Regions from separate parts of the Homo sapiens genome. Here region 1 is linked to region 2. Evidence: chromatin loops called from intact Hi-C (ENCODE). Cell type or tissue: PC-3. All regions are shown on one strand. Each heading gives the region's core, and the rest is flanking DNA. Links, peaks and the distances in the headings are about the cores only. Region 1 overlaps EML4 (EMAP like 4). Region 2 overlaps EML4 (EMAP like 4).

Evidence for each region. Peaks named below come from ENCODE experiments on the same cell type or tissue, not always from the same donor. Only the 100,000 strongest peaks of a DNase experiment are listed, where the experiment ranks them.
Region 1: it touches region 2 in a loop (2.9-fold over the local background); 6 of 110 quality-filtered maps call a loop at or near these places.

The regions. Positions count from the first base shown.
Region 1 is chr2:42,318,939-42,334,758 of GRCh38, reverse strand. It overlaps EML4 (EMAP like 4), which reads right to left. Exons shown (of 23, transcript NM_019063.5): 20 at 9,205-9,292; 21 at 8,507-8,605; 22 at 5,743-5,873; 23 at 2,211-5,025. The coding sequence ends at 4,552. Among named protein-coding and RNA genes, the nearest start is that of COX7A2L, 34 kb to the left of the region's middle. In PC-3, for the core only: a CTCF peak has its summit at 6,129 (motif pointing right); no DNase peak of the experiment used is centred there.
Region 2 is chr2:42,189,467-42,205,286 of GRCh38, reverse strand. The region is part of intron 1 of EML4 (EMAP like 4); the gene reads right to left. Among named protein-coding and RNA genes, the nearest start is that of EML4-AS1, 27 kb to the right of the region's middle. RefSeq lists a cis regulatory region at 9,569-9,582 and an enhancer at 9,504-9,648. In PC-3, for the core only: a CTCF peak has its summit at 8,404 (motif pointing right); DNase peaks (open chromatin) are centred at 8,416 and 9,556; H3K27ac peaks cover 1,210 bases.

The sequences.
Region 1 (15,820 bases), core at 2,152-10,151, 130 kb before region 2:
CCTGTCTCTACTAAAAATACAAAAAATATTATCTGGGCACGGTGGTGCATGCCTGTAATCCCAGCTAGCTACTTGGGAGGCTGAGGCAGGAGAATTGCTTGAACCCAGGAGGTGGAGGTTGCAGTGAGCTAAGATCACGCCATTGCACTCCAGCCTGGGTGACAGAGCGAGACTCTGTCTCTAAATTTAAATAAATATAAAAATAAATAAAAGCATACATCAGCATCTAGTAATGAATGTGGTCCTGTTTGGATTGGCAGATTCTTTAAAAGTGGTCAGTTCAGTAAGCCATGGTCTCTTGACATCACCCATGAAGAGATAGTGGATAAAGAAATGAAACAGTCTGACGTTCCCAGGAGACAAACTTTTCTATTTGTTCTTCTTCCTTTTCCTTTGTCTAGGAAATGTTTATTTTTGAGATAGGGTCTCCTCTGTTGCCCAGGCTGGAGTGCAGTGGTGCAATCTCAGCTCACTGCAATCTCACCTGGGTTCAAGCGATTCTCCCACCTCAGCCTTCCTAGTAGCTGGGACTACAGGTGCGCGCCACCACACCTGGATTTTTTTTTTTCTGTATTTTTGGTAGAGATGGGGTTTCACCATGTTGCCCAGGCTGGTCTTGAACTCCTGGGCTCCAGTGATCACCTGCCTCAGCCTCCCAAAGTGCTGGGATTACAGGTGTCAGCTACCGTGCCCAGCGGAAATGTCTTCTTTACATCAAAGCTTTTAAGGCTACTATCAGGATCTATTAATGAAGGGAAGGTAGAGCAGAAATTCAAGTTTCTTTTGGAAAAGGTGAACCAATCAGCACAAAATGACTAACATTACATGAGTCCCTGTGAGGAGAGCAGGAGCTGCCCCTTCACAAGGAGATGCACCTGTTTATTTTTAGGAAACATACCTACAGACCATTCTGTTTCTGTGGCTGCTGGAGACTCCAGTCGTGGGCATCTTGGACAAAGGGACTTTTCCAGCAGGGCTTCAGTGATGGTGATACAGATGTGCGGCACTGCTGTGTCGTGGACTCACCTCGTCCCAGACTGAGGACCAAGACTGACACAGACTCTCTTCTGTTTCCCTTATCTCCTTTCCAAAGTAAGTCTGTGAATCTACCCTGGTCCTTTCCTTCTATGTCTAATGAATGTCTTTCTCCTAGTGTAGTGGAGGAAGTACAAATTTTGAAGTTCTAGAACATAAAGTCTCAGCATGGCCATGATCTAAATGAACATAGGCTGGTTACTAAATCTCCCAAACTCATTTCTTCATCTACAGTCACCTCCCTGTATCCCTGAACACCTGGGTATTGGGAGATGTTGGGCCCACAGTAGGTACTCCTCCAGGGGCAGCTCTTCTTGGTCCATATCCTGCCCATCTGCTCTTCAGCCTTCGTGGTCCTAAAAACATGTACTTATCCTTTATTTCCAGCTTTAAGCTGGAAAACTAGTTCCTTCTAGAAGTTACACTAATACAACACCTCAATGTGCCCAAAATCTAATTCATCATTTCGCCATAGAAGTAGTTTTGGATTTTCTTACTTGTGAAGAAAAATCACATTGTTGAGTGGGTTTGTTTTGGTGCCCACTAGCCATTCTGTCTCAGAATCAGTGAAAATGGAACTCCTACCCCAGGATAGCCTCTCATGGATTAGTATATGTAAGTAAGTGGCTGTGAATATTCAGTCACCAGGGACGAGTAAGGCAATAATGAAAACCCCATCATTTCTATGATTGTAAACCTGGGGAATGTTTGGAATACTATCAATCAACCTATTCTTTATAAAGAAACATTTGTAGTAGCCAATTTGTGATTGTGGTATACAGAAGATCTGCGTTAAAAAGCAACATGGGAGAGATGGGAGAAAGCAGAGAATGCCATGGCCTACTGAGTTCAAGTACTTCACAAAGGCTAACACTGCGAGGCAGCCTAGTCGGATGGGTAACGAAGATTATCAGGATTATCCAATATTAAACATTAGAGAAAGTGCTGACATGAAATAAGTGAAAACAAAGCTATCCACATATTCAGGGGGAGCATAAATCAGAAGTAATTTCCTCTAACATTATGAGATGGGAGTTTGTTACTACCAGAATGATTTTATCCACAGCAGCAGCAGTAGCCCACTGATAAATGTTGTCTTCTGAATTGTCATGCCTTCTGATAACTGGATAGTCATGGAAACTCTCAGTATAAATGAAGAAAGAGTTAAGACGCACTTAGAAAGAGGAAACATTTTGATTATTTTATTTTTTAATCTTCAAAATTTTCTGCCATGAGACAGGAATGCATGATAGCAATGGCTCAACATCTTCACATGAAACACTTGGATTCATTTTCATTCACAAGTTTTTCTAAAAACATCTACAATTTCATAACCCCACCCACTTCCAACCATTATCACAGATTTAACTGACCATTAAACAGTAGTTGCCAGCATTAAATAGCTGGAACGCTTCCTGCGTATTAGTAGTGTCTTTTGAAACTACCACCGAAGAGTATCATGATTATAAATCTCATTGTACATGGCAACCCCAAAGGTGACTGATGTCCTCAAATAAACTCCCTGCTGATCACTGAGAGCTGTATTCCCCAGGTACTTAAAGAAATGCTCTTTCTTCTCCAAGAACTGCCTGTTCATGTCAGTATATTTCTTGCAGGGAGTATAGCACATGCTGATCTGATGATGTAATAATCATTGCTAACAGACAGATATATATGCCTGATACTTACTGGCGCGCTCCGATAAGTATGTACAGAACATACATACTGAAGAAAGATGGGTTGCTTGGAATCTCTCTTCTTTTGAAGAGAACTATTTTGAGGTTTTTTAACAGTTGTAAACAAAAGGAAAGATATACAGATACCTATACACATAGAGATCTACACTGAGTATTTTCAACGTGGTGCATATCTTCTTATCTAGAGATACACACAGTGTCTCCACTCGCCCCTTCACACACACCCACACCCTTCCATACAGCGTGTGAATATAAATGTTGTAAATGTCCTTGGGAGTTCACTGGAGTTTTCATATTACCAAATGATGATGAAATACCTGATTTGTATTACTCCTGAGAAGATATTAGAAGGGAATGACAGTTCTGATGCACTTTGGAATGGCACAATCACGTAAACGCCTGCATACTTAAGACTTCTTAACTCATCCAAAGTTTCTAAACATGATTTGACCAAAAAAATAGAAAGTATCAAAACAATGCAGCAAGTTAAAAAATCAAAACAAAATACTTTTTTATAATCAAAGTATAAACATATAGGAAATACATATTTGTCAGTAATTACTCTTAAAGTAGGAAATGTACTGAAAACCATAGCTAGCCAACAGAACTTAAAAAAAATACCTTTCCAATGCATAATACATGCATTGCCCAAAAGAGTAGGATAGCCACATTAGACTTACAAGACTTACAGCAACTCCACCAGAAAAAAACTGCTACACAGCAAGTCTGTTAAGTATGCTGTTGGTAAAAAAAACTGCTGTGACTGTTACCCACACTTCTGTAAAAAAAAGAATTTGCAATTTGATGAGTATCTTATCCCTCATATAATCTGTATAAAATTACAACAAAACCAATAAATTTCAAGCACCAATTCAATAATCTAAACTTACTGTATTTATATTTCTCCTATTACTGAGGGAACAAATTATGATGAAGGCTTAGCTGAAATTAGCCAGGTAATTATTACAGTTTAGTTTTAAAGGCATGTGGTTTTCCTTCCATTCACTTGAATCTCAAACATTTGAGAATGTTTAGGCTAGTAAAGGACTCCTTGGAGGAATCCATCATTTCTGAGTATTGAAGGTTTTAATATACATTGAAAGCTCTTTAACAAACCAATGCTCTCTTAGTTCTAGGATAAAACAGAGTTGCACACAAGAAATTAAGGGACTGTTCCTCATTATGACTTAGAAAAGGCAGCACCTCTCTAGTAGACTAAGAGCATGTCTGGACATCCACTGGTAGTGTAAGAAAACGGCATTTTTTAAAGAAGGCAACACCATTGCACTTGGCAAAACTGAAGTTTTTCTTAATTAAAAATTTTCCATTACACATTTGGGGTGAGAGGGTATCTCAGTAAGAGTACATTTTTTTCTGGTTTCTTTTTCAGGAAAAAAAAAAAAAAAAGTAGTACAGTCTGAGCCAGTAGATGAGTAACAGTGTTTGTGATACCTCTGGTTGTTCCTGAAGAAAACATGTTCAGATAACAAGGGGGTTTGTTTTCAAAATCAATGCAACTGCTGTTTTTGTTTCCAGTATTTACATCACACCACTTAGGTACACAGTAATTTGTGAGACATCATTAATGATTCAGTCTTCTCCTAGTATTAAGTTTGGTTAATTTTCAATAAACACCAAACTAAAACTTTAAGTTGGCTGTATTTGAGAGACTGAAAATAAGACTATTGAAGAAAACAAATCACATGGAAACCAAAATCTCAATCAACAGTGATTCTCCATCACTGCCCATCCTGTTACCTGAACTTTATCACAAAATCACATGCAGCTGAAGGAAAAGAGTTGCACTGAAGCCAGGGTGTTAGGACGAGGGCGAAGGGTCTTGCTGGTCCTCCAGAAGGGTGGCTTTGGCCTGCTCCTTGCTTATCTCGTTGCATGGCTCTTCATAAAGAGGCTCACCAAGGTCTCCGCTGCCCTCTTCACTCTCCTCCTCGCTGTGGTCTTCACTTGGCTCCACAGTTTGTTCCAGGCTGTTCTCCAGAAGTGTGGGAGAACTGCTTATTCTACTTTCCTCTTCAGCTGTCTCATTTAAGGGCTGAGAAGGAGGCGGTGTGGGAGTATTAGATTGGATGACACTTTCAGTGGAAGAGACGGGGGCTTTGGTTAGAGTAGTATCCGCTACAGTCTCATTCTGAGGCAAAGATAACTTTTCCACAAGTTTCCACTGAATGATGCTCATGTCTTTTCCACCAGTTGATATCAGGTGACTGTCATTGTGAGTAAAACTGACATTGGTGACATGGCTGCTGTGGGCACTGTACTTGTGACTGGGAGCCTATATGAAATAAATCAGACAGACAGGAAAATTAAACTCATTCTTGACATGCCTGTTTCAGAAATGGAGGTGATACGTAAGGGGGGTAAACTCAGCTTGTGAAATGGGCAATCCAATTTAAAGCCAGAAGTCATCAAATCTCAGGAGTAAGGCTAGCCGTTATTTCCTTTTATTATCACTTTACATAGGAAAAACGAAACAGAAGAATTGGACATCTCTGTATTTTCACACTATATGTTTAAAAAAATAGCTAAAAGTCTGTCTCTTCTAGATGTTGGTCGTATACTTGCCAGAGCTTAGTAATTATTCTTCTGAAATGGTTAGGGGAACATTTACTATGTTGGTAGGATTACAGGACATTCGGGAAACAGTTCCATTAGTTTTATAACGTTGAATATGTATCCAACAAATAAAATATTTTAAAATATTTAGGAGAGATTTTAAATTGCCAACAAATCAAAATAAAAAGCAACCGGACAATAAAGAAACAGGAATAACATCATCGGTCGTCATTTCTACAGCTCACTTCTCCTTAGCCTTAGGAAGGGGGAGAAGACAAGCACTGCCTGGATGGATGCTCACCGATGGCCCTTATCTCCCTCTGTGCACTGGAGTATCATGGAGAGGAATCAGTAACCTATATTTTCTTGCTATGGATGCAAAATCATCCCTGGACAGAAGGCCTTATAACATTAGTTTCTATTAAAGTGAGTTTACCTTTGCTTTGGAGCAGGGATACTGAAACAGATGGACTTTACAAAAGTCATCGGCAACAGCTATCACCTTTCTATTGTGGGATCGCACCAGTGCATTGATATCTGTCCCATCAGATCCTTCTGGCCAGACACCTTTGATATGGAAACACAGGGATGCAGAAAAATTAGCTGAAGAAATATAACTGTGATGCTATATATGTTTATTTTATTTTAGAATCTGTTTAGCTTTTATCTATGTTCAAACTCTTAGCTGTTAACATTTCCTTTACAAATTTCTCAGTGGCTCACACTGTTCTTCATTCAAATCAAGTCCTGTCCAAAATCTAACTAATAAAAAACCAAAATAGCCCCAAAATGGAAAACTTAAAGACTCAATGGTACTCAATGGTAACCAGCAGGTGGTGCTAATAATTTATTTTACTTTCAGCTTGACTTACACCTCAGCAATAAGCTCTTCCTTTTTAAAGTTTCTGGATGGAGGGAATCAGTTACTTGTATAGACAAGGTTCAAAAACAAAGCCATAACACCAAGTCTTCGAAGTGGAGTCTAGGTTTTCTTTCAGGCAAGCACCTCCAAGAAAACCTCAGAGAGATTATTTCTTTTAGAAAGCATAGGCCATCCACTAGTTTAGCATGCTATCCCATGTAATTTTCCTGGAAAGATTATGTCCCAAGATAAGACACGTCAAATTTAATTATTCTGAATCATTATGCAGCACTAATGATCATGTCGAACATAATTTTCACAAACCTCTATTAGGCTAGATTGAAACTATGGAAGATTTAAGGGTTGAGATGTTGGCCACTTGTGGTTGAATGCTACTCTAGAGAACAAATATGTTTTTGGTAAATTTGCTAAAAACAAGTCAAAATACTTTAAAATTGGTCTCTCTTAATAATTTAAATAAATAATGTCTTCATTAAAATAACCACAGAAGCTACCAGCTATGGGTCACTGCTTCATTTTCACGTAGAATAATGAAATTGTTTATGGACAGAATTATTTTGTTTTTAATTCCTTCCTGGCCTATTAGGCTTCTCTGTCTTGATAGCACTTGTGTTTAGAACAACCACCTATAATGGATTATTTTCCTAATGCACATAGCATAAAGAAATGTTCAGATCTATGATCAGGCTGGAGAACCCAATTTTCAGAAGGCAGAGATAAATTGTTAAAGAGAAAATATTAATTTTTGTGTATTGCTTTAGGTATTGGTGCCACATCCATATCCAGTATTTTAATTACCTGAGCATAACACTTCTTTTTAATTCTTTGCAAATAACGCTTTATTATTTTAACTTTTCCATCTATCTTCTAACCCTTTCAGAAGGATACCTAAATACTGAGGAAGGCTTAGAAAACAGTCATAGAGGTCGGATTTCCAGAAAGTTACAAAACGTCAGATTAGGAAGAAGCCCCACATAGTTATCTTTATATAATTCTCCTAAAAATGCCTTTGTATTTCAACAAGTGGTGTAAGGCAACTAGACATCCACACGCAAAATAATAATAAAATACACTGACAAGGACATGGAGGAACCAGAACCCTCGTACACTGCTGGTGGAAATGTAAATGTAGTCACTGTGGAAAACAGTCTGGCAGTTGCTCAAAAGAGTAAACATACAGTTACCATTTGACTCAGCAATTCTACTCCTAGGTAAATACCCAAGAGAAATGAAAACATGTCTACACAAAAACCTGCACATGACTGTTCACAGCAGTGGTATTCATAATAGCTGAAAAGTAGAAACAGCCCAAGTGTCCATCAGCTGATGAATGAATTAACAAAATGTCATCTATCCATACAATGGGATATTACTCAGCCATAAAAAGAGTAAAGTACTGATGTATGCTACAACGTGGATAAACCTTGAAAACGTTATGCTAAATCACAGAAGCTAGTCTCAGTGGATCAAATATTGTATGATTCCCCTTATATAAACTATACAGAAAAGGCAAATCAATAACAGATTAGTGGTTGCTGGGGGGTGGGGTAGAGGATAAGAGAGATGGGGTAACTGTTAATGGGTACAGAGTTTCTTTGTGGGGTAATGAAAATGTTCTAAAATTAGACCTTGATGGTCACACAACTAAGTATACAAAAACCACTGAATTTTACACTTTATTTATTTATGAGCTGGAGTCTCACTCTGTCACCCAGGCTGGAGTGCAGTGGCACAATCTCAGCTCACTGCAGCCTCTGCCTCCCAGGTTCAAGCAGTTCTCCTGCCTCAGCCTCCCACGTAACTGGGATTACAGGTGCACGTCACCACGCCCAGCTAATTTTTGTATTTTTAGCAGAGACAGGGTTTCACCATGTTGGCCAGGCTGGTCTCGAACTCCTGAACTCAGGTGATTTGCCCACCTCGGCCTCCCAAAGTGCTAGAATTACAGGTGTGAGCCACTGCGCCCAGCCTGAATTTTACACTTTAGGTGAATTGTATGGCATGTATCTCAAGCTATTTAAAAATGCCTTTCCAAATTTAATAACTTCAATTTTCACTTAAAGAAAAACGGGAAGGTAATCTGTACTACTATGTAAATTCCTTGTCTTTCATATTAAGGACCAAAAGTGCTTGATTCTGCAAAATACAAATCCCATGTTGGTTCAATCCTAATACATTTAATTTCTCTGAGGCTGACATTAATAGTGATAAAGCTAAAGAATACACAGACTATTTTTCATTTATAAATTTAAGCAAGTAAATATTATATATAAAAAACCCACAAACCACTTCTTTACATCAGGTGTCATTTCCTTACCAAATACTTGAAATCCTAGCACACAGGTATATGTCGTCCAATCAATGTCCTTACAATCCGATCGATTCCTGATTAGTTTGCAGCCATTTGGAATGTCCCCTTTAAATTTAGAAACAGGAAGTATAATCATAGTGCTTGTGTACAAATGTATTTGAAAGTGCATCTTGATTCAAACTAGCCACGTTTACTTGTATTTATAATCCATACACTGAAAAACATTAAGACACATTTAAAAAGGAAAAGAAAGTGTTCACTTTAACAGGGTTTATAAAACTACAAACTGTTTCCCATGGAAGTTTTTTTTTTCCTCTAAAAAGCATAAATGCCCATCTATCATATTCCTCCCTGCCTCCAGGAGAAGTAATTAAATGAAAAACCATTCAGAGCAGCATCAATTTGACAGAGTAATTTCTTATTACTATATGTGCCTTCTGTTCTACACTATTAACATTAATTCATTACTCTTGGAGAAGTGAATCACATTTGAGATTCTCATTACCTTAGCTCAGCATAACATATGCTTTGTCAGGTTAAAGAGGTTGGCAAGCATTCTCTGCACAATTCAGATTCCATGCAGCCTGTTCATTAGCGCCCCTGACAGACACATCTTAGCATATATATATATATATATATATATATATATATATATAAATATAATCATAGCATATATATATATATATAAAATCATTCATACTTACAGTACAATATTTCATAGTCTCCCGAGTTAGACATTATATACTTGTTGTCTGGGGACCAGTCAAGGTGTGTGATGTAGCTGGAATGTCCCTAGAAAATAACAGATAAATTGTTAGAAAGCATTTAGAGTTCTGAATGATAAACAGTTCAACAGCTAGCCAATACTGTTTCTGAATACACATTTGTTGGAATTTCTAAAGGAGAGGAAGCAGTGTCACACCCTCTAAAACTGAGCAGGCTCACAGCAAATCCTCAGCACTTGAAACCTGGGAGAAACTTTCTGGCCTATCTAGATACCAGAAACTAGCACCTACTACCTGTATTAGACACTTCCAAGAAAGACAGTCTCTTAAACTTGTATCTTACAGGACATTGCAACACATACCACACCCTCTGGCCTTATTTCACGTCACTGGTGTCCCCATGAGAGTGACTCCATTTTTGAGAATGAAGTGTTGGTTATAAGTTGTGCATAAGGCATCAGGAATACAGTTTTCCTGGGCTACTTCTGAATTATCCATGGTACAACTCAGAAGCTGAGGAATACAGCACCCGTATATGGTCTATGGAGGTATCCTAGAAAGACTATCTCTAAAGAATGTTTTGGGGAAAATTCACCCAACGCTGTACTCCATCAGAACAGTAGGTCTCAATAAAATCATGATTCCTTAAAACATTCCTTAAGCAGGAAACAACGATCTTTTTCTGCTTAGGTTTTCACACTGTGGGAATTAAAACAAAAAAACTACGAAACACTAATTTTTGTTGGCTTCACGTATAAGCACTTAAGCATTTCCAATAAACTATTTCAGATAAATTACACAGATCTTATGGTTCACCAAAGCTGACAGAGACTTGAATTTGCTTTTACCTCCTACAGTCTGTGGTCAAACACATTTAATTTCTACTGTGCTTTTTCAATTACTAACTTTTTTTTTGAGACAGGGTCTCACTCTGTTGCCAAGGCTGGAGTACAATGGTGCTATCATGGCTCACTGCAGCCTTGACCCCACTGGGCTCAGGTGATCCTTCCACTTCTCAGCCTCCTGGATAGCTGGGACTACAGGCACATGCCATCACTCCCAGCTAATTTTTGTATTTTCTGCAGAGACAAGGTTTCACCACATCGCCGAGGCTGGTCTTGAACTCCCAGGCTCAAGCGATCCTCCAGCCTCAGCCTCCCAAAGTGCTGGGACTACTGGCATGAGCCACTGTATCCGGTCAATTACTAGCTTTCTGGTCACATGATTTTATTCTTTTTATTTTGAGACAGAGTCTCTGTTGCCCAGTCTGGAGTGCAGTGGCACAATCTCAGCTCACTGCAATCTCCACCTCTCAGGTTCAAATGATTCTCATGCCTCAGCCTCCTGAGTAGCTGGGAATACAGGTGTGCACCACCATCCCAGCTAATTTTTTCTATTTTTAGTACAGACGGGGTTTCCCTGTGTTGGCCAGGCTGGTCTCGAACTCCTGGCCTCAAGTGATATGCCCACCTCAGCCTCCCAAAGTGCTGGGATTACAGGTGTGAGCCACTGCACCTGGCCTTTATTTTTTTTCACCTATTCTTTTCTTCCTCTAAGACTTTTTCTTTTTCTTTTCTTTTTTTTTTAATTGAGACAGAGTCTCACTCGTTCACCCAGGCTGGAGTGCAGTGGCATAATCTTGGCTCACTGCAACCTCCGCCTCCTGGGTTCAAGTGATCCTCCCACCTCAGCCTCCCAAGTAGCTGGGACTACAGGTGCGCATCACCACGCCCCGCTAATTTTTGTTTGTTTTTTTTTTTTTGGTAGAGACGGGGTTTCACCACATTAGCCAGGCTGGTCTCGAATTCCTGACCTGAAGTTATCCACTTGCCCCAGCCTCCCAAAGTGCTGGGATTATAGTGAGCCACTGCACCTGACCAGGATTTTATTTTGTAAGTTAACAAATTCAGTGTACCTTAGGGATAGTTTTTAATGATTTACATTAGAACAATGACTCTAATTCTTTTAGTACCCTTCTGAAGTCTACCGATGTGTCCCCAAACCTTTCTGGAGCCATAATCTCCACCATAGTGCTGTATGGGAAATAAACATATTTAAACCAATTTAAATTATATGAATCTGAGAAGTGAAGCTTTCTGAAATCACTAGAATTAAGCGGTATATTGGAAAACACGTTGGGAATCACTTGCTAGGCATACAGGGGACCTACTAACTTAAGAAATCAATTTTCAGAGACAGCAAGATGCACATGGATGTTGGCTATTTTCTGAGTATGGCAGGGTTCATACATCCTTTTCATAGTGCACATGAGCCTGGCTCTGGCGTCTGGGGAAGCCATGCTTCTGAAATTAAAACTTGCTACGTGGATGAAGATTTAACAAGATTGGTCATGGCAAAGTACAGGCCTCTGAGAATTTCACCCTAATGGAATAGTATTTAAAAATACTATCTGCATCTTTGTGCAAAGCTTTGTGCAAAGCTTTCAATAGTTCAATTAGAAGAGCATCAAAAGCATTGTATATATACATAATATTCATGCAAAAACATCTATGTTGGACACAGATTATTTTCAGAAGGTAAATCAACATAAAGTATTCTCAAAAAGGACTCTTGAGTAGGAGAAGTCCCCAAATTTAGAAAAGATCTTAGGAAAGTTATTAACTCATATTTAGAAATGAAAGTATTTTCTGCCTGGCATCAATTCCAATAAATAAGCAAAGAAAAGATGAAATGCAGCTGTTGGGGTCTATGTTACCCTCCCCACAAATCACCTCAGTGTCCTTCCTCTACCCAAGTCACAGGCTAATGCAAAGTGTATGCACAGCTTAGAAAAAAGCCTCAAACTTTACTCCATGGGCACAAACACAGGAGCAAATTCTAGTATATCTCCTTGAAGACAAACAAAAAAGTATTCTAAGCTGGCCCTTTCATTATTGTCATTAAATAGCCATATGGCGTTACCACAAAAATAATCCCAAGTGACAAAGTGAAAGAATATGGCTATGAAGAAAAAATTCAGAAATATTTGAGTTAAATCTTTGTCAACTGCATGATGATTATCACCTGAATCAGTGGTTTGCAACTGGTTTAAAATTACCTGGGGAGTTAAAAAACAACCAAGCAACCAAGCAACCAAGGTCTCAATTTAGGACCTAACTTTTGTCCATTTAGAGCTATGCTGTTCAGTGGAACTTTCTGCAGTGATAAAAAATATCTGTATCAGTGCAGTCCAATGCAGTAGCAACTAGTCCCCTGTGGTTTCTAAGTAACTGAAACGTTGCTGCACTCTCAGGGAACTGAATTGCCTTTAATGATATGAACAGAAAGTTGTGGCTAGTAATTGCCATATTGGAAAATACAGGTAGAGAAGTCTATTCTTTCTCTACTGATTTGAAATACCGTTTTTATTACTTAGTAAACTTCATAAAAACATAAATCTGTTCCTGGATGCTTTTCTGTTCCATCAGTCTATCTGCTTATTCCCAACCATGATAGTTCTGTGATACGTGGAAAATTTCAGATGAACTAGAACTATTTTATTAATCCCATAAATATGTTGAAAATCTGAAGATCATATCAAACTTAGAGAAGTTTGTAGAAAACATATCTTTATCAGGTTATCTAGAAACATGCTATGTCTAATTCTTTCAGATCTTAGTTATGTCTTTCAGCAATGTTTCACACAGCTTCCTGTGCTTTTGTTGCTATGTTTATTCTCAAAGCATCTAGTTTTTGTTGCTATTGTGAATGCATTTTTTCTCCCACATTTTTGATATGCGTTTGCTGGTTTGAGGAAAAGTGGTCTTTACCTAGTGACTAGAGTGTAGCCTGCTAGTTGCCTCTCCAATCCACATTATCCCCCTTCTGTTGAGTGACCAGCTAGAACACTATTATTTCCCAGCTCCTTTGAAGTTAGGGGTGGCAGAAGTCATTGTGTGGGGCTTCCAGGAAAACTCTGAGAACTGACTTAGTGGAAGGAGTGCTCTTTTGTCACTTGCTCTAATCCCTTCTGCTTGGAACTAGGTGATGATGGCTGGAGTTCCAGCAGCATGTTATGATGTTGAGGATGGAAGCAACATACTAATAAGATGGCTTAGAAAGAAAGGATCCGAGTTCTTGATGGCCTCTTTTAAATGAGACCATATCCCTGATGTGTTCAAGTGAATAGGTACTACTTTTTTTTTATTTTTTCAGATGTGAGTCTCGCTGTCGCCCAGGCTGGAGTGCAGTGGCGCCATCTTGGCTCACTGCAAGCTCCGCCTCCCGGGTTCATGCCATTCTCCTGCCTCAGCCTCCCAAGTAGCTGGGACTACAGGCACCCGCCACCACGCCCGGCTAATTTTTTGTATTTTTAGTAGAGATGGGGTTTCACCGTGTTAGCCAGGATGGTGTAGATCTCTTGACCTTGTGATCCGCCCGCCTTGGCCTCCCAATGTGCTGGGATTACAAGTGTGAGCCACAGCACCCGGCCTGGTACTACACATAATTCTTAACCGTCACAGTGATACTGAATTCTATTACCTTACTGAAATCCTGCATTAACTTCAGGATTTATTTTCTTGGCGATTTCTAGGTAGATAAAGTGTTTACTCTTTTTTTCCCCCTCTTTTTGATGTGTATTTCCAATTAACCAAATCCTGGCAAAAAAGCAAACTTACTTTTACCAGCACTTCTTGCCTACTCCAAGAGATTTTGTAATGCTTTTTAGGATATCACTGCAACTTAAATATACTGTCTCCTGGGCTAAGATCTTCGAGTAACAGTGTTAAAAGGTACACAGGAATTTGAGTCAAGCAGAAAGCCATTATGTTGACACTCAGGTACATAATAAAACAACCTTAATATTCCACTGAAAACTGAGTAGAAACTTTAGGTCAATCAGGACACTTAAAATCTTTCAAGGAAAATACACAATGCTCATCATTGTAAAACTATTTTTGAATTTTAATAGATTACTGTTAAATGCTGAAAAATACCCGTAGGTACAACCCAGGCTCATCTAGTCATGGAAAATAATGCTAATAATAATACCTAATATTTACTAAGTACCTTGCATACATCATCACATCTAAATCTCATGGCAACCTTAATGAGGATGTCCACTTAGTAGGTGAGATGGTTAGGATGCATAGATAGGTTAAGTAACTTTTCTGAAGTTACTTAACAAAAAATTGGTGTACCCAGGGTTCAAAACTAGGTCAGATGACTCTGGAGCAAATTAAGCACAGCTTTTTTTTTTTTTTTAAAATACAGACAGGGTCTTGGTTAATTGCCCAGGCTGGTGTCAAACTCCTGGACTCCAGTGACCCTCCCATCTTGGCCTCCCAAAGTGCTGGGATTACAGGTGTGAGTAATAATAAGCTTGTTTCTTAGCTTATGAAGTTGAGAGCAAGGCCCTGGACTATAATGATGTCATCATTCATTAAGGGACCCATGCATCAGCTAGCTGCCCTCTACCAAGAAGTGCTGTTTCACATCATTGGGTACCAGCCATCTTTTCAACTGACATTTCCACATAAAGAGAGCTACTGTGAAGAGAGACTCCAAATGCATATAACTTATAATTTGTTAGATTGTAAGTTATAAGATTTACTTTATTATTTTTATTAGAGACATTTATAATTTACAGACATTTAATTAGAGATATCATAGTTTATTAGTGACACTTCCTAAAGCTCTAAGCGTACTGTGCTTCTGCAGCTATAACAGTCACCTAAATGTTGAGTAGTTAACAGGAAAATTACTAGAAACAGAAAATAGCATTTGTATTTGGAACTTTGAGAGTAGTTCTAGTTGTTATGTTTTAAAAAGACCTCATCTTTACAACAATGCTATAAAGTACGAACTATTATAAACTCCAGTTTTAAGATAATAAAATTAAAACTCTGAGAAGTTAACTTGCCTAAAGTCACAAACTAGTAAGCAGCAGAGACAGTGTTGACCCAGTTTTGCCTGTCCTATATAACAGCAGACAATAGATAAAAGCAGGGGACTGACTATAAGACCAGCCGGTGGAAATAGGCAGCAAGAACTGAAAGCTAGAAGCAAAGCACAAAACCGAAGACAATTAGGAACGCAGAATAGTTGAACCTTTCATTACAACCTCAAACGGTACTGCAAACTTTTAACAGTTCCTATGGGTATCTCAAATTAATACTTTCTTCAAACGCTTCAAAGAACTGCCTAACTGGATTAGGACAAGTCTCATGCATTTGACAAACTTGCCATTTCTCAATACTTCCAAGTCATTCTGATTATTCCATGTCACACATTGCTCTCTCTTCTGGATCAGTTGTACAGTAAAATAAGACACGAAATGAAAAACCTGAGGCATTACTGTACATTGGAAAGTCGGCTCTACTAAGAGTTAGTAGAATTGTGTTCAAGTCCTTGATCTGCCATTACGTCACAAGATGACACCAATGACAAGTCATTAATCTTCTCTGAAAAGTGGGCTAAGTGCTACAGGGCTACCTGTAAAATCTTGATTCTACAAGATTAAGTCATATTTGATATACTGTTTATTAAGGTATGGACTTTTTTTTTAAAAAAGGTTGAGATTAAAAACCGGACAGGTGCAGTGGCTCATGCCTAATCTCATCACTTCGGGAGGCTGAGGTGGGAGGACTGCTTG
Region 2 (15,820 bases), core at 5,191-13,190:
TCAGAATTGTATCAGTGATCACATCTGGAAGTGTTTTTTGTTGCACATAAGCCAACTTATACTAAAATTCTACAAGGTCAAGTTTATAAATGTCAAATTGTAATCTAAGAGGCAAACTTTGTAAAGACTGCATGAATCATCTTTGTTGAGAACCCTTCATTTTATTTCCAATAAATTTTTCTCTTAATAAAAGAATCAAATTACCTCAACACCTAATATACAAAAAGACCTCGAATCAAAGTTCTTTGGATGATTATAGAACAAAATGGCAATGTATTGCAAATGATTAAGAGATGAATATTTATGATTTCTAAAACCATATGGTATAGTAATAGGAAGAACTGTAATATTAAAGGGACCCCATAATCTTAGCATTCATGAATATCTGAGGCAAAGAACATTTACACAGATTCATTACTAGCTTGTAACTCTACCTACCTAACTAGGTTAACTAGTTAACTAGGTCTAACTCTAGCTGTAACAGTTTCTCATTATTCTGAAAAACTGTTAGAAGAATCATCCATTTCTGTTTATCCTAGTAGGGAGAAAAAACAAATACAGCAAGCCATTCAGTAGTTGTTGGCACACTACCGCCCACAAGCCAAATCTGATCCCATCACCATCCCTTAGTTGTATGGTAAGAGAACTAAGAATGATTTTTTACATTTTTAAATAGCTGAAAAACAAATTCAAGGAACAACAGCTATTCGAGACACATAAACATTACATGAAATTCAGTGTTGATAAATAAAATTTTGTTAGAACATAGCCCCGGCACATTCTTTTGGGTACTGTCAATGGCTATTTTACAAAAACAGCAGAGAGGAATAGTCCCACTGGAGATGTGTGGCCCACAAAGCCTAAAATATTTATTATCTGGCCCTTTCCAGAAAAAGTTTGCCAGCCCCTGCCATAAACCACAGCAGACAAGAGATTAAGCTGTAGGTACTGAAATCAGACCAACCTGGGTTCAAAACCTGTCTTTGCCACTAACTGCTTATATAGCTTGTCGAAAGTCATCTAATGGTTCTAAAACTAAAACTTCTAATTTTTTTTAAAGAAAGATAGGCCAGGTATGGTGGCTTATACCTGTAATTACAGCACTTTGGGAGGCCAAGGCAGGAGGATCACTTGAGCCCAGGAGTTTGAGACCAGCCTGGGCAACAAAGTGAGACCCATCTCTATTAAAAAATTTAAAAATTAGCCCGGGGTAGTGGCATATGGCTGTAGTCCTAGCTATTCGGAGGGCTGAGGTGGGAGGATCCCTTGAACCCAGGAGTTCAAGGTGCAGTGCACTATGATTGTGTCACTGCACCCTAGCCTGGGCAAAAGGGCGAGACTCCATCTCTTTGGGGGAAAAAGAAAGGTAACAGTATCGTATAAAGGAGTAAATACAGAGTGCTTAGCACTATACCTTATAGTAAGCACTATATTTTCATTATTATTACCACTATAGTTACTATAGTTACAGGGGACTCTTTCCCTATCAAACTGTTGAGGTCCAGGCCTTTTTGTGCCTATACATGTGGCATAGAAGTATATTATCAATTAATCCTCTCTGTTTTTTTTTTCCCCTCTTTATGTTCAGGCAACTGCAATTCACACCAAAATATGTGGGGGGAGGGAACTTCTACAAAAAAAAAAAAGGGGTGGCTATAAAGTCTGAAAAAATAAGTATATAAACGGCTGTTAGTATTAATCTGTGATTCCAGACTAGCCATCTTGTATAACTGCTTCCATAGGTAATGATGCCGTCCACTGTACTACAAATAAAATCTATATAAAGTTCATGTGAACTTTGTTATATTAATAAGTTTAATTACAGCTATGTCAATATACTTTGCTTAAAAATGACAAACCAAATTTATTCAAGTTCAGAAAAACTCTATCATAGAGTATTCAACATGGATTCAAAACGTTTTTATTTCAGATCCTCTGATAAACAAAAAAGGGCTACCACAGATGGAAAGATAAACTACGTCTACTGGACCATGAGGGGAAAAAACCAAACTTACCTTCATATACTCATGGAAAATGTTAGGTTAAGTTTTCTTTTAACTGGTAAATAATAATTATATGTACTTATGGGACACAATGTGATGTTTCAATATATGCATACGTTATAGAGTGGCCAAATCAGGCCAACTAACATATCCACCAAACCTCAAATACTTACTTCTTTATGGTGAGAACATTTAAAATCCACTATTCTATTCTATTTTGAAATATGTAATATATTCTTCTTCTTATTATTATTAGAGTTAGGGTCCCACTCTTGTCACCCAGGCTGGAGTACACTGGTACAATCATGGCTCAATGCAGCCTCAAACTTCTGGGCTCAAGGAATCCTCAGGTCTTAGCCTCCTAAGCAACTAGGACTACAGGCATACACCACCCCACCAGGCTAATTTTTTTATTTTTTGTAGAGATGGGGTCTTGCTACGTTGCCCAGGTGTGATGGTTAATGCTGAGTGTCAACTTGATTGGATTGAAGGGTGTTGCCAAAGGAGATTAACATTTGAGTCAATGGATTGGGAAAGGCAGACCTACCCTCAATCGGGGTGGGCACAATCTAATCAGCTGCCAGCACAGCCAGAATAAAAGCAGACAAAAGAACATGGAAAGACTAGACTGATGTAGTCTTCTGGCCTCCATCTTTCTCCTGTGCTGGATGGTTCCTGCCCTCAAACATCAGACTCCAAGTTCTTCAGCTTTGGGACTCAGACTGGCTTCCTTGCTCCTCAGTGTGGAGATGGCCTATTGTGAAACCTCACTTTGTGATCATGTGAGTCAATATTCCTTAATAAACTCCCTTTTATATATACATGTATCCTGTTACTTCTGTCCCTCTAGAGAACACTGACTAATACACCAGGCTAGTCTCGAACTACTGGCCACAAGCAATCCTTCTATCTAGAGAACACTGACTAATACACCAGGCTAGTCTCGAACTACTGGCCACAAGCAATCCTTCTACCTTGGCCTCCCAAAGCACTGAGATTATAGGTGTGAGCCACTGCACCTGGCCTACAATACCTTATTACTAACTACAGACATCATACTGTGCAATAGATCACCAGGATCTATTTCTCTTGTCCAAATGAAACTTTGTACTATTTGACCAACGCCTCTCCTTTCCCTGTCTACACCCCTCCAAGCCCCCGGCAACTGTCATTCTACTTTCTACTTCTTTTTTTTTTTTTTGAGACAGAGTCTCACTCTGTCACCCAGGCTGGAGTGCAGTGGTGCAATCTCAGCTCACTGCAACCTCTGCCCCCCGAGTTCAAGCGAGTCTCCTGCCTCAGCCTCCTGAGGAGCTGGGATTACAGGTGCGCAGCACCACACCCGGCTAATTTTTTGTATTTTTAGTAGAGATGGGGTTTCACCATGTTGGCCAGGCTGGTCTTGAACTCCTGGCCTCAAGTGATCTGCCTACCTCAGCCTCCTAAAGTGCTGGGATTACAGGCCTGAGCCACCATGCCCGGCCTATTTTCTGAGTTTGACTTTTTTTCAGTTTCCACATATAAGTGAAATCATGTGTTATCTGGGTATGTGTCTCTGTGTGCCTGGCTTATTCCACTTAGCAGAATGTCTTCTAGGTTCATCCATGTTGTGCAAATGACAGGCTTTCCCCCTTTCCAAGGCTGAGTACGTTTTTCTTATCTGTTCATCTACTGATGGGCACTTCCATGGTTTCCATATCCTTGCTATTGTGAAAAATGCTCCAATGAACATGAGAGTGCAGGCATCTCTTCAATATAATGGTTTCAATTCCTTTGGATATATACTCAGAAGTGGGACTGCTTCATCACAGAAAGCGTTATACTTTTAACTTTTTAAAGTTCTATTAGACTTATGTTCAACTTCCTAAATCAAGCTAAAAATCTGCATACATTAAGCCTAGCTGTGCGCTCTTGGGCAAGTTAATTAACTCATCCCTTAGTTTCCACCTCTGTAAAATGGGGATAATAATGCTAACTCCTTCACAGCTTACTATGAGGATTAAATGAGCCAATACACATAAAGTACATCAAACAGATTCTGATACAGAGTGATGCCTGATAAATTAGTTTTATATATTTACTTAATAGCTAGATTTTGATGGTAATGCTTTCAGAGTTAATTTCCAGCTAGCATGTAGCCAACAAAAACATTTTGAAAATTAGCACAGTTGACAAAATCTTCAGAAATTCGACTTGATTGATGGAAATTAGAATACAGGTATCCTTCACTTAAAAGAACTTAAAAGTACTATACTTCTGTCATATTACTGCTATAGACAACAATTAGAGGATGCAATTCACTTAATTTCTTAGGGTCATCCTTAGGAGAATACAGCAGGCAGCCCATGGAGAACAGGGGAAGTGGAAAAGACTTGGAATAAACTGCATTCTAAGTGGGCCCTCATTTCCTGCCTCATTTCCCCTACTGTCCCCTGCAAAGCGCTGGAAATTTCAGTCCTTTGCTTTACATTCTTTCTCCCACCAAAGATTCAATAGAAGGCATGCCAAGACTATGAGTGTCTGCAAAAACTCTTTAAAAATGCCAAAAAAGATATAAAACATTCCTCTAGATATGAATTTAGAATTGTTATGATATTTAGAGTCAAACTGCTGAACTTGAGGATTACTGTCTCTACAAAGAAAGTCTGTAAGTCTGAATTAGTGCCAGAATTTCTGAAACCATCTTTTCAACTGGAGAAAGGGAGTTCAAGCCAAAAAGAGAGCTTTTGATCTCAATGACCAGCAAATAAGAAATCAGCATTTGTTGAATTAAATATGCCTGACAACCACAATACCTAACAACCTCAAATTAACATTTGTCCATAAAAGCATTTATGCCAAATTCAAAAAAGACTGCTCTCTACAGCTTACAGGTCACATGTGGAGCAAAGGCCATAATTTTTGTTGAAATTCTTTCTTTTTCCCCTTGTCTACACAGTGCTGATATTCCTCTTTTTTTGAGGCGTAGTCTTGTTCTGTCGCCCAGGCTGGAGTGCAGTGGCCCAATCTCGGCTCACTGCAAGCTCCGCCTCCCGGGTTCACACCATTCTCCTGCCTCAGCCTCCCGAGTAGCTGGGACTACAGGTGCCCACCACCATGTCCAGCTAATTTTTTTTTTTTTTTTTTTTTTGTATTTTTAGTAGAGATGGGGTTTCACCATGTTAGCCAGGATGGTCTCAATCTCCTGACTTCGCGATCTGCCCGCCTTGGCCTCCCAAAGTGCTGGGATTACAAGCGTCAGCCACCGCGCCTGGCCGGTATTTCTATTCTAAATCTCAGCAACCTTATTTACCCGGCCACTGTTCATCTCATTAAGGAATGATCCAATGTCAAAATTGTTTTTTAAGACTGGCATAAATGATACCCCATATACTTATCCTTTAAAGCAAATGGTCTCTTTCCATGATTCCACAATAACCCATAGATGACTTTCACTTCCCTGATACATTTACCATCTGACTAGTAACTTATGGCCTCGGATTTCTGTGACGCTTCGGTTCCTTCTCTTGCTTACCCGCTCACTCTCCCAAAAGGTTACCCTCTTTTCCAACCTTTTTCACTACTGCCATTTGCAATGCTTCTTATTTTCAAATAAACTTCTCTAGATCCTTTACAGAACCTCAGTCTACCTTTTGCCTCTAATTGAAACCAACTTTTCCACACGACACCACTTCCATTCCAGCTGAGTCAAAACGGCAACTATTCTTTCTCTTATACCTCTCAACAGAAAACAGGGAGATAACAGCATTGTCCTGTCTTCTTTCTATTGCAGCACACATATGATTACTCCAAAAGTCTCCTGCAAAACCTTCCTCCTTTACTTATAACTAGGATCTAACAACTAACCTAATTATTCATCATTATCATCAATCAACTTCTCAGTCACTCTCCAAATTACATATAAGTTTTGATCTTACTATCTAATTTACCTTTTCAGCCACCATTAGCCTGGGCAAATTCCAATCCACGTGAACATCCTAGCTGCTCTCCTCCTTAAGGAGTGAAGAGATAGCCACTACCCAATTGAATAATCCACCTCTATAACCACTCGCTTTATTACCCACAACAATTACTCATCTGAAATCTTAAAACTCATTATCTTGGCCCATAACCCCAAGCCCTTATCCTTTGTCTCTTTCACTCCTATTCCCCATCACACTTCACCCTTTAGCTTCATGGAAACTTTTGGTGTTAATGTTCTTCCACTTTCTCCCCACCTATCAACCTTGTCTTGGCTTCAAGGTGTTCCCTCTCCAGCCTAAACCCCCAAGATACATAACTTCAACCACTCTCACTGCAATACTTTCAACTTTTGGCCCCTGGGTCTTCCCAAACCACTCTCCTTTGTCAAGTCCTGCCTCCACCAATACCAGAACATTTTGACTGCCCAGCTTTTCTGTTTCTACACAATGGCTGCTGGGTACTGCAGAGAGAGACACAGGGAAGGAATGAGAATACATACACACAACAGAAACCACCACAAAAACCCATGGTCATCAAACCCATCTTGGTCTCTCTACATTTTCCAAGTGAACTCCAACTCCCATTGCCTCAATAACTATTCCAAATCCTCACAACTCTCTTCCAGCTTTCAATTCCACCACCTCCACCTCATACTTCTCAGAATGTGTCCTCACTTCCTCTTTCAAAGAGAAAATAGCAGACTTCAGGTAGAAATATTCCTCCCCAAATTAGCATCCTTACCACCTTTTCCTTTTAAAATTTTTCTTCTTTTTTTGTAGAGATGGAAGTCTCACTATGTTGCCCATAAGACCAGGCTTGAACTCCTGGTCTCAAGCAATCCTCCCACCTTGGCCTCCCAAAGTGCTGGGATTACAGGTGTTAGCCACCACACCCAGCCCCTCCCAACTCATTAAAACAGGTGCCTCTTGAGTTAAACACCAAGCCTTCCCCCAGTGCTTTAGAGTGTCTCCCCTATTACTTTCTTTAGAGACATTAGGTCAATCATACATGCCCATTCTCTCTCACATCTGATCTATCCACTGGTCATTTTCCCTCAGGATAAATATATATTCACATCTCTACCAACCAAAAAAGAAAAAAAAAATTCAATTTTAAGTCAGACTCCCTCTATCTCCCTTAAGAAGTTCTGGTAGGAGCAAGCTACAGGTGTTTGGACATTCTCTTTTTCCATTACTACCTAACCTGTAGCAAACTGGTCTCTGTAATTCCAGTAAAGTCACTGATAAGCAACCCTATCAACTAGGTACTTGTATTAGTACCACTTTACAAATGGGGCACACAGAAAGATTAAATAACTTGTCCAAGGCTACAAACTAGTAATTGCAGGTGCCAGGATGTACACGTAGGCACTGTGACTCTGGAGCCCAGATTCTTAACCACCACCCTATGCTTCAAATTACAAACATATATATTATGCTTCTAATTCTATTTTATAAATCCTGGCTAAAGGAGTACACAAGGTTTGAGGTGGAGCACATCTGGAGTTATTTCCAAAACTGTAATCTTTGTCAATAGCTAATGACACACTTACTGGCTTAACTGACATTTATTCACTATTTTGCTACACGTTTACTGGTTTCTTCTGAAGTGCCAATAAATGATCATTCTCAAATTTTTGCTTTTTAAGATAAAATATTCACTACCAATATATATTTCACAGATATTTAAAATTACTCATTTGTAGAACAGATTCACAATTTATGTTGAGTTTACACCATTTTGTTTTTTTTTTCTGAAGACTATTGTTTTGGATTTACTGATATTTTCATTTAAAAAAAATCTAGTATTTAAGCAGGTGTCTTAAATATATCTTTGCAAACAGAACTCTTATCACCTCCTGCCAATAGATGACTTGTGATTTTTATTGCCTATATCTATCTTTTTGGGGGGTTCTTTTTCTTTACCAACATCAATTTTTCTATTAACAAGTTTAAAAGATGGGGCGTGGTGGCTCATGCGTGTAAACCCAGTATTTTGGGAGGCTGAGGCAAGCGGATCACTTGAGCCCTCACAGTTGGAGACCAGCCTGGGAATATGGCAAAACCCCATCTCTACAAAACAATACGAAAATTAGCCAGGAGTGGTGGTGCGTGCCTGTGGTGCCAGCCACTCGGGAATCTGAGATGGGGGTATCACCTGATCCTGGGAGGTCAAGGCTGCAGTGATCGCACCACTGCACTTCAGCCTGGGTGACAGAGTGCGACCCTGTCTCAAAAAATAAATAAAGACACAATTTACTTCCTTAAACCAACATTTACTTTGATTCCTAGCATGGCTTTTCATTTCTGCAGGGCTCTTCTACTGTATTTATTCTATGGGCCTACAAAAACACTGAACATAAGTGAAATTTACTTTTTCAAAGTAGGGGGCACTCTTACACTAATCTCCCATTATAAAGAATGAGACTTCCCTTCTCTTTCCCACAGTAGAGGGCAGGGTGGAGGCAGGGTGGTTACTGTATTAGGTATTACAGAAAACTCTCCCAGTCTCTCTTCCACAAACTCAAGCCACAAACTCCTGCATGGGCAGAGGGGGAAGGGAAGTTACTAATTTGGTGGGTTAGATTTAGCTTTCCTTGGACCTTATTTTTAACAAGAAGGAAATTACGTTACTGCATAGAAAACAAGGCCATCTTTCCCTTTCTCACTCCAGCTCTTTGTTTCGCTGATAACTAGATACATAAAGTAAGCCTCTAATCTTCTCGCCAGCTGCCAGATTAAGTGTAGTCAGAGCAGACATGGCAGACGGAACTCTTATCATAGTCTCACAGTCTAGATTTGTTGGTGATTGCAGCTGACTCTCAATTTATCCTTAGATCCATGTTATGGTCTCAAATTCTGCTGTTATCAGACAGTCTAAATTTTAGAAACAGATGCTGTGTCCATTATTTATCTCTTAGAACCTGGAGACAGAAGGGCTAAATGATTGGCACTCCTAACCTCAATATATACCATAAGCAAGCGTCAACAGATGGTGATCATCATTAAGCACATATTAAGTGCTAATACTTTTATATGTCCTTTTAATCTGATCTTGCAAGGTAAATATTTTTATCCAAATTCATTAATAAATGAATGTATTAATTCACTCATTAATGACTGAATGTATTAATTCACTCATTAATGACTGAATGAACGCTAGGGTTCAGAGAAGTATTTGCACAAGCTTCCAAAGCTAGTAAATTTTACAAACAAGGTTCAATCTCAAATCTCTCTGATTCCAAAATTCTCAGTTAATGACCATACTCAATTTGATGAGAATAAAATACTATATCTAAGTCTGGTCAATGTATAGTATAGAAGTATGACCAATATTTAAACAATCATCAAAGATATATTTGTCTGCCATGAAAAAGGAGTAAATGATCCTCCTACAGTTGGTTAATGAAGCACTAGGTTCCACAGGGAATTCAGTTATTGAAAAATAATTAACTTTAATAACACTTGGTACAATAAAGATTGGAGAAAAAAATCTCCAATAACCTGATGCTCCATTTCCATCCAGGCTTCCTGTAGTAAATATGTAGTGTTGCAATAAAGCTCCTTGAAAAATGAGTCATCTTGAACCAAATATAATCAACAAGATAATGATTAACCAAAAGCTGGCACAAATCCTAACAGAGTAATATAATTCAAATTCAGCCTCTTAAAAGATAACTCATGTTTAATGCTGGTATCTCAGAAATGTAAGCCAATGATTGGGTTTATGGAATGGTCTATATATTGGCACAAGCATATGCAAACGTACATTTTAAATTTTTCTATGTCTTGTATTTTTATACTTAGCATTATTTACCCACAAAACCTAACAAACGGATTTCACAGTGTCAGATCTACATTTCCCACTCTATACAAAACTCTGAAAAATTATTTCTAATGTTTACTAAAATCAATTTATTTTTGCTTATTTTAGTATGGCATAAAAACTGAGTATGATACATTAAACATTATAATACTATGAATACCGTATCCTTAAAATGTAATAATGTAATCTCTCTCACACAAAATAAAATTAGTTAATAGTCGTGTAAGGCATATGCTCTAATGTTTTATCTGGTAGCATGATGAAGTTATCATATACCCTCTTACTTGCAATGAAACAAATCTAACAAATGACTAAAACAACTTAGGAGAAATACATTCCATGGCCACAAAACAAGGCCAAGTTAACTGGATCCCGAAGGTATAAACCCATAATTCTGACCTAAAAAAATACAGCTTCTATAATCAATGAACTAGCTAACCATGCAACTACTTTGAAATAACTAATAATTTTATAATATAATACTGATTACCTGATTTGGAAATAAAGCAAAGTCTTTGCCAAACAATGTTGTTTGTTAGCATTTATAAGCATATTTGTAAGAAAAAAATTAACTTTTAACTCTTATCTTACACCATACACAGAAATTAATCTAAGGTAGAACATAGACCTAAAAGCCAAAGCCCTAAGGAACAAATGATAAATCAGACCATCAAGATTAAAGATCCTGGCCAAGCAGTGGCTCACTCCTGTAATCCCAGCACTTTAGGAGCTGAGACAAGTGGATCACTCGAGCCCAGGAGTTCGAGACCAGACTGGGCAACATGGTAAAAATACCGTCTCTACAAAAAATACAAAAATAAGCTAGACATGGTGGTACACATCAGTAGTCCCAGCTACTTGGGAGGCTGAGGTGAGAGGATCGCTTGAGCCCAAGAGGTGGAGGTTGGGCATCACATGAGCTACTGCACTCCAGCCTGGGCAACAGGGCAAGACCTTGTCTAAAAAAAAAAAAGAAATAAAAAAGGTAAATTAAAAAGTCCTACTCAATCAAAAGATATCACTAAAAAAGTAACCAGGCAAGCCACAATGTAGGGGAAAATATTCACAAAATATTTTCTGACAAAAAATTTGTTTCCATAGTACAAGTCAACAATGATATAAATTATCCAGTGCAAAAAAAAAAAAAAGAGAGAGAGAGAAGTGAAAAATACAGATCTGGATTAGGATTCAGGACTAGATACAAAAAAAAGAAAAGAAATATAAAGAAAATAATTGAAAAATATACAAATATACTTTGCCTAATCTTATTTAAAAGGACTTGATTTCCTTAACCAAACACCACAGGATATCCCATTTCAAATAAGCCATTAACATTACACATTAAAAATTTATGATGACTATCTTTTTGTGTATATTTATATAGGCTATAAAAACAATGATTAATAAAATTTAAAATGAGCAAACATGAATTACCCTAAAAATGGTAAAAGGGAAATTCTGCAACTATTTCACAATAAAGTAATGTTAACACAGTTTAAAATAAGACTGCAGGTCAGGCACAGTGTTTCAGGCCTGTAATCCCAGCACTCTGGGAGGCCAAAGGGAGAGGATCACTTGAGCCCAGGAGTTCCAGACAGTACAGGCAACATAGTGAGATCCTGTCTCTACAAAACATAAAGATACTAGCTGGGTATGGTGGTGCATGCCTGTAGTCCCAGCTACCCAGGAGTCTGAAGCAGGAAGACTGCTTGAGCCCAGGAGGTCAAGGCTGCAGTGAGCCATGATTGTGCTGCTGCACAACAGCCTAGGTGACATACCAAGACCCCACTTCATTAAGAAAAGGAAAAAAAAAAAAGAACGCCTATAATGACTCAATAGATAGATGACAAAAGTGAAAACTTAAAAGCAAAATATATCAACAATGTCCCTTTAAGAAATCTCAGCAATGAAAAAGGTCAAAACTTAAAGGAATTTAAATCATTTTAGTTCTCATTATAGCATCAGATTGGGTTTGGCCCTAAGAAATAAAATTGCAACAGCAACTTCTTTGCTAAGAAATTTTCCACTGTCAGTCTAAACAATCACACAGCAGACACCATTCTAAATGCTTTTACTCTTTTTATCGTTCATCTAAAAACCAGCTTCTACTAATTTTTCCTTCAGCAGAATAAACTGCATGCACGTTTTGCAGTACAGACATGTGTCAGTTCTGAGAAATGCATCACAGGCAATTTCATTGTGCAAAATCACAGAATGTACTTACACAAACCTAGATGGTATAGCCTACTACAGACCTAGGCTATACGGTATAACCTATTGCTCCTAGGCTATAAACTTGTACAGAATACTACTGCACTGAATACTGTAGGCAATGGTAACACAATGGTATGTAAGCACAGAAAAGGTACAGTAAAATACAGTATTAAAATCTTATGGAAATACCCTCATATGTGGTATATGACTGTTCTTTACTATGAAACATATTGTACTGCAGCTAAAGACTAAGGTTTGGCTAAGTGGAGCCAACCAGCCAAACATGTCAGTTTCCACCACCTCCCTGACATACACTATACTACCTCAGAGTCTGCAAAGCAGTTTCATGACTGTTGAGTTTCACCAATCACTCCTCCAGATTAGCAAAACCCTAAATGCTTTCTGCAGATGCACCAAGAATCTCAGGGTCTCTAGATAAGGACCACAGAAAAGTGAAAATCATGATACTGGAATCAGTTGCTCTGAAGACTCAGAGAAGAGCAACTGCTTCATTTATCACTGTTTTTCTGGGTTTTTGAATCCTAGTGGGAGCCAGTTATTCTAGCAAAATCCTTCATGCTTTAATGTCTGGGGTTTACAAATGATGCTCACCTATTTCTCATCTAACTCTTCATATTGCAATCAAAGAGGCAAGAGATGACCAAGATTTTTTTCATAAAAGGACTCTAGTATTTGAGGGACTGGAGTGGTCAGAATATGGTCTTTTAAAAAGAAAACAGTAGGCTGGGCACGGTGGCTGATGCCTGTAATCCCAGTACTTTGGGAGGCTGAGGCAGGTGGATCACTTGAGGTCAGGAGTTTAAGACCAGTCCGGCCAACGTGGTGAAACCCTGCCTTTACTAAAAATATAAAAATTACCCAGGCATGGTGGTGGGTGCCTGCAATCCCACCTACTCAGGAGGCTGAGGCGGGAGAATCTCTTGAAGCCAGCAGGCAGAGGTTGCAGTTAAGCACCAAGATTGTGCCACTGTACTCCAGCACGGGCAACAGAGGAGCAAGACTACACCTCCCCCCCCCAAAAAAAAAAACAAAAAAACAACAAAAAAAAACCAGCAAAGAAAAGAGTAACTTTCACTGAGGTATAAGACCCAGACTCTTGGGGAAATTACATTCAAAACTAGGGATTTTTTTTTTTTTTGAGACAGTTTCCCTCTTATTGCAATGGCCTGATCTCGGATCACTGCAACCTCGCCTCCCAGGTTCAAATGTTTCTCCTGCCTCAGCCTCCCGAGTAGCTGGAATTACAGGCATGTGCCACCATGCCTGGTTAATTTTGTATTTTTAGTAGGGATGGAGTTTCACCGTGTTGGCCTGGCTGGTCTCAAACTCCTGACCTCAAATGACCTACCTCAGCCTCCCAAAGAGCTGGGATTACAGGTGTGAGCCACCGTGCCCGGCCAGGTTTCTTATTGACCTCAGGTGATCCGCCCGCCTCAGCCTCCCAAAGTGTTGGGATTATAGGCGTGAGCCACCACGCCCGGCAAAACTAGGGATTTTTAAAATTCAGTTTGAGGTGGTGATAAAACATAAAGTGGCAACGGCAAAGAGAACTGAGCATAATACAAATAGGTAAATGAAAAGAGCATAAAATTAAATAATTTTAAATCAATATTAAACAATGTCAACAGACACAATTTGGGGTGGCTAATTCATAATTCCCCCAGGTGGCCATGTCTGCACTACCCTATCCTTCATTTGAGAAACTATCCACTCTCCCTCCTATTTTTCTAAACATTGGTTCTAAATGAGAACTCTTATCTTCCTACATGACCCTGCCCTTTCAACACATAATGATTAACAGGGGGATGAAATTTTGATGTAACAGGACCAAAGTCCTGCCTTAGAATTTCTCAAACTAGTGTTGAGGGAGGGAAACTTTGAGGATGTTGTTCCAGAGCTACCGGTAGCCATGACCACTGCTGCTGGGGGAAGATCATTTCAGAGAATAAAGCCAACATATAGAGAGAAATGGAAGAGACAGAGTTCTAATGATAATGTATAACTTACCCTCAATTATGTACATAATACATATTTTACTTTATATTAAGCATGACACACACTTCCCATGGTTATTCTAAGAATTAAAAAAAATAATGAACATAAAGGCACTTTGTAAACTAAGTTTATCAGGGCTTACTATTCAACGAATGCAATCACTTTGTCTTTCAATTTAAAAAGTATGCACATATATAAAGTAGAAAAGGTAGGTAATAAAATTCAATGTAAGATATGACTATAACCATAAAACAAATGCACAAGACCAGGGGCCTGCAAACTGGCTACACAGCCAAATCTGGCCTGTCAACTGTTTTTGTGTGGCCTGCACACAAAGAATGGTTTTTGCATTTTTCAATGTTTGGGGAAAAAAATGAGTAAAAGAATTTTTTGCAATATGTGAAAGTTACCTTAAGTTCAAATTTCAGTGTCCATAAATAAAGCTTCACTGGAACACAAGCAGGCTCATTTGTTTACATATTGTTTATGGCTGCTTTCATGCTACAACAGAGTTAAGAAGCTGCCTTTACAGAAAGTTGCCAACCCCTATGCAAGACTATAAAGATACACACCAAAACACTTAAAATTATTGTGTCAGGAAGTCAGGATCATAAGTAATTTCATCTAGTCTCTACCTTTCCAATGTCTGAGATGTGATATTACTTTTTATGAAAACAAAACTTAAAAAAATAGCTTCTATCTGATTTCCCATCATTCACTGTATAGCTCATCTAATTCATCTAAGTCTTCCCCACATCACTAAATAGTACTACCAAGTTGATCAAGCTGAAAAACTAGGAGTTATCTGTGATTCATTGGTTTTCTTCGTCCCTTACATCCATTCATCAAGCACATCCATAGGCCCCTCAAAATATATCCCAAACCCTACCGTTTCTTTTGCCATCACTACTCAAACTCTAGTCACCATTATCTTTCATCACTACTCCTGCAAGAACCTCCTAACTATGACCTGACATTGTGGGGGGACTCAGCAGGAGGAGGGAATGGGAGGGAAGAGACTTAAGGTTGCAAAGAATAGAAAGTCTGGCAACAAAAGAGAATATAGATAACACATACACACTCAAATAGTCTAAAGCTTAAGTTCTATCATCCTGACAAGAACATCTTTAATTCTTAAAATAATTTTCTCAAGGAATATTTCTGCTTTCTTTTAACAAATCTTGCCTCTTCCCTGCATTTCTAAATTTAAAATCAAATTATAAGCACCTCTTCTGGTTGTAAAACACCATCACCTAAAAAAAAAAAGAGCCCAATTTTGATGACTTTTTTTTTCCTCTTTGCATTTCAGATTGGGAATTTTGACTTCGTAATATGTCTCATGATGTTAGTAACCAAGGAAATGGATTAGCTGTCTTCATATAGCTATATAATTAAATAAAATTTTGTGATTGAATTATTCATAAAACACTCTTTCTTCAGTATTCAACATAAGAGAACAACAGCAAATGAAAAAAGTATCGTATAGTGGAAAGCACCGTATTTTGAAAGGCATGACTTGGGCTTCAGTGCTTTATCACACTAACTGTATGATATCAAACCAGCCCTCTTAAACCTTATAGTTTCCTCTTTTATAAAATACAGATATTAATGTCTGTTCTAATTCCTAAGATTGTTAGTGAATTAAGGAGATCATGTTTTTGAAAGTAATTTTATTATCATTTATTTGAGACAGGTTCTCGCCCTGTCACAGAACCTGGAGTGCAGTAGCAAGATCACAGCTCATTGCCACCTTGAACTCCTGGTCTCATGCAATCCTCTCGTCTTGGCCTCCCAAGTAA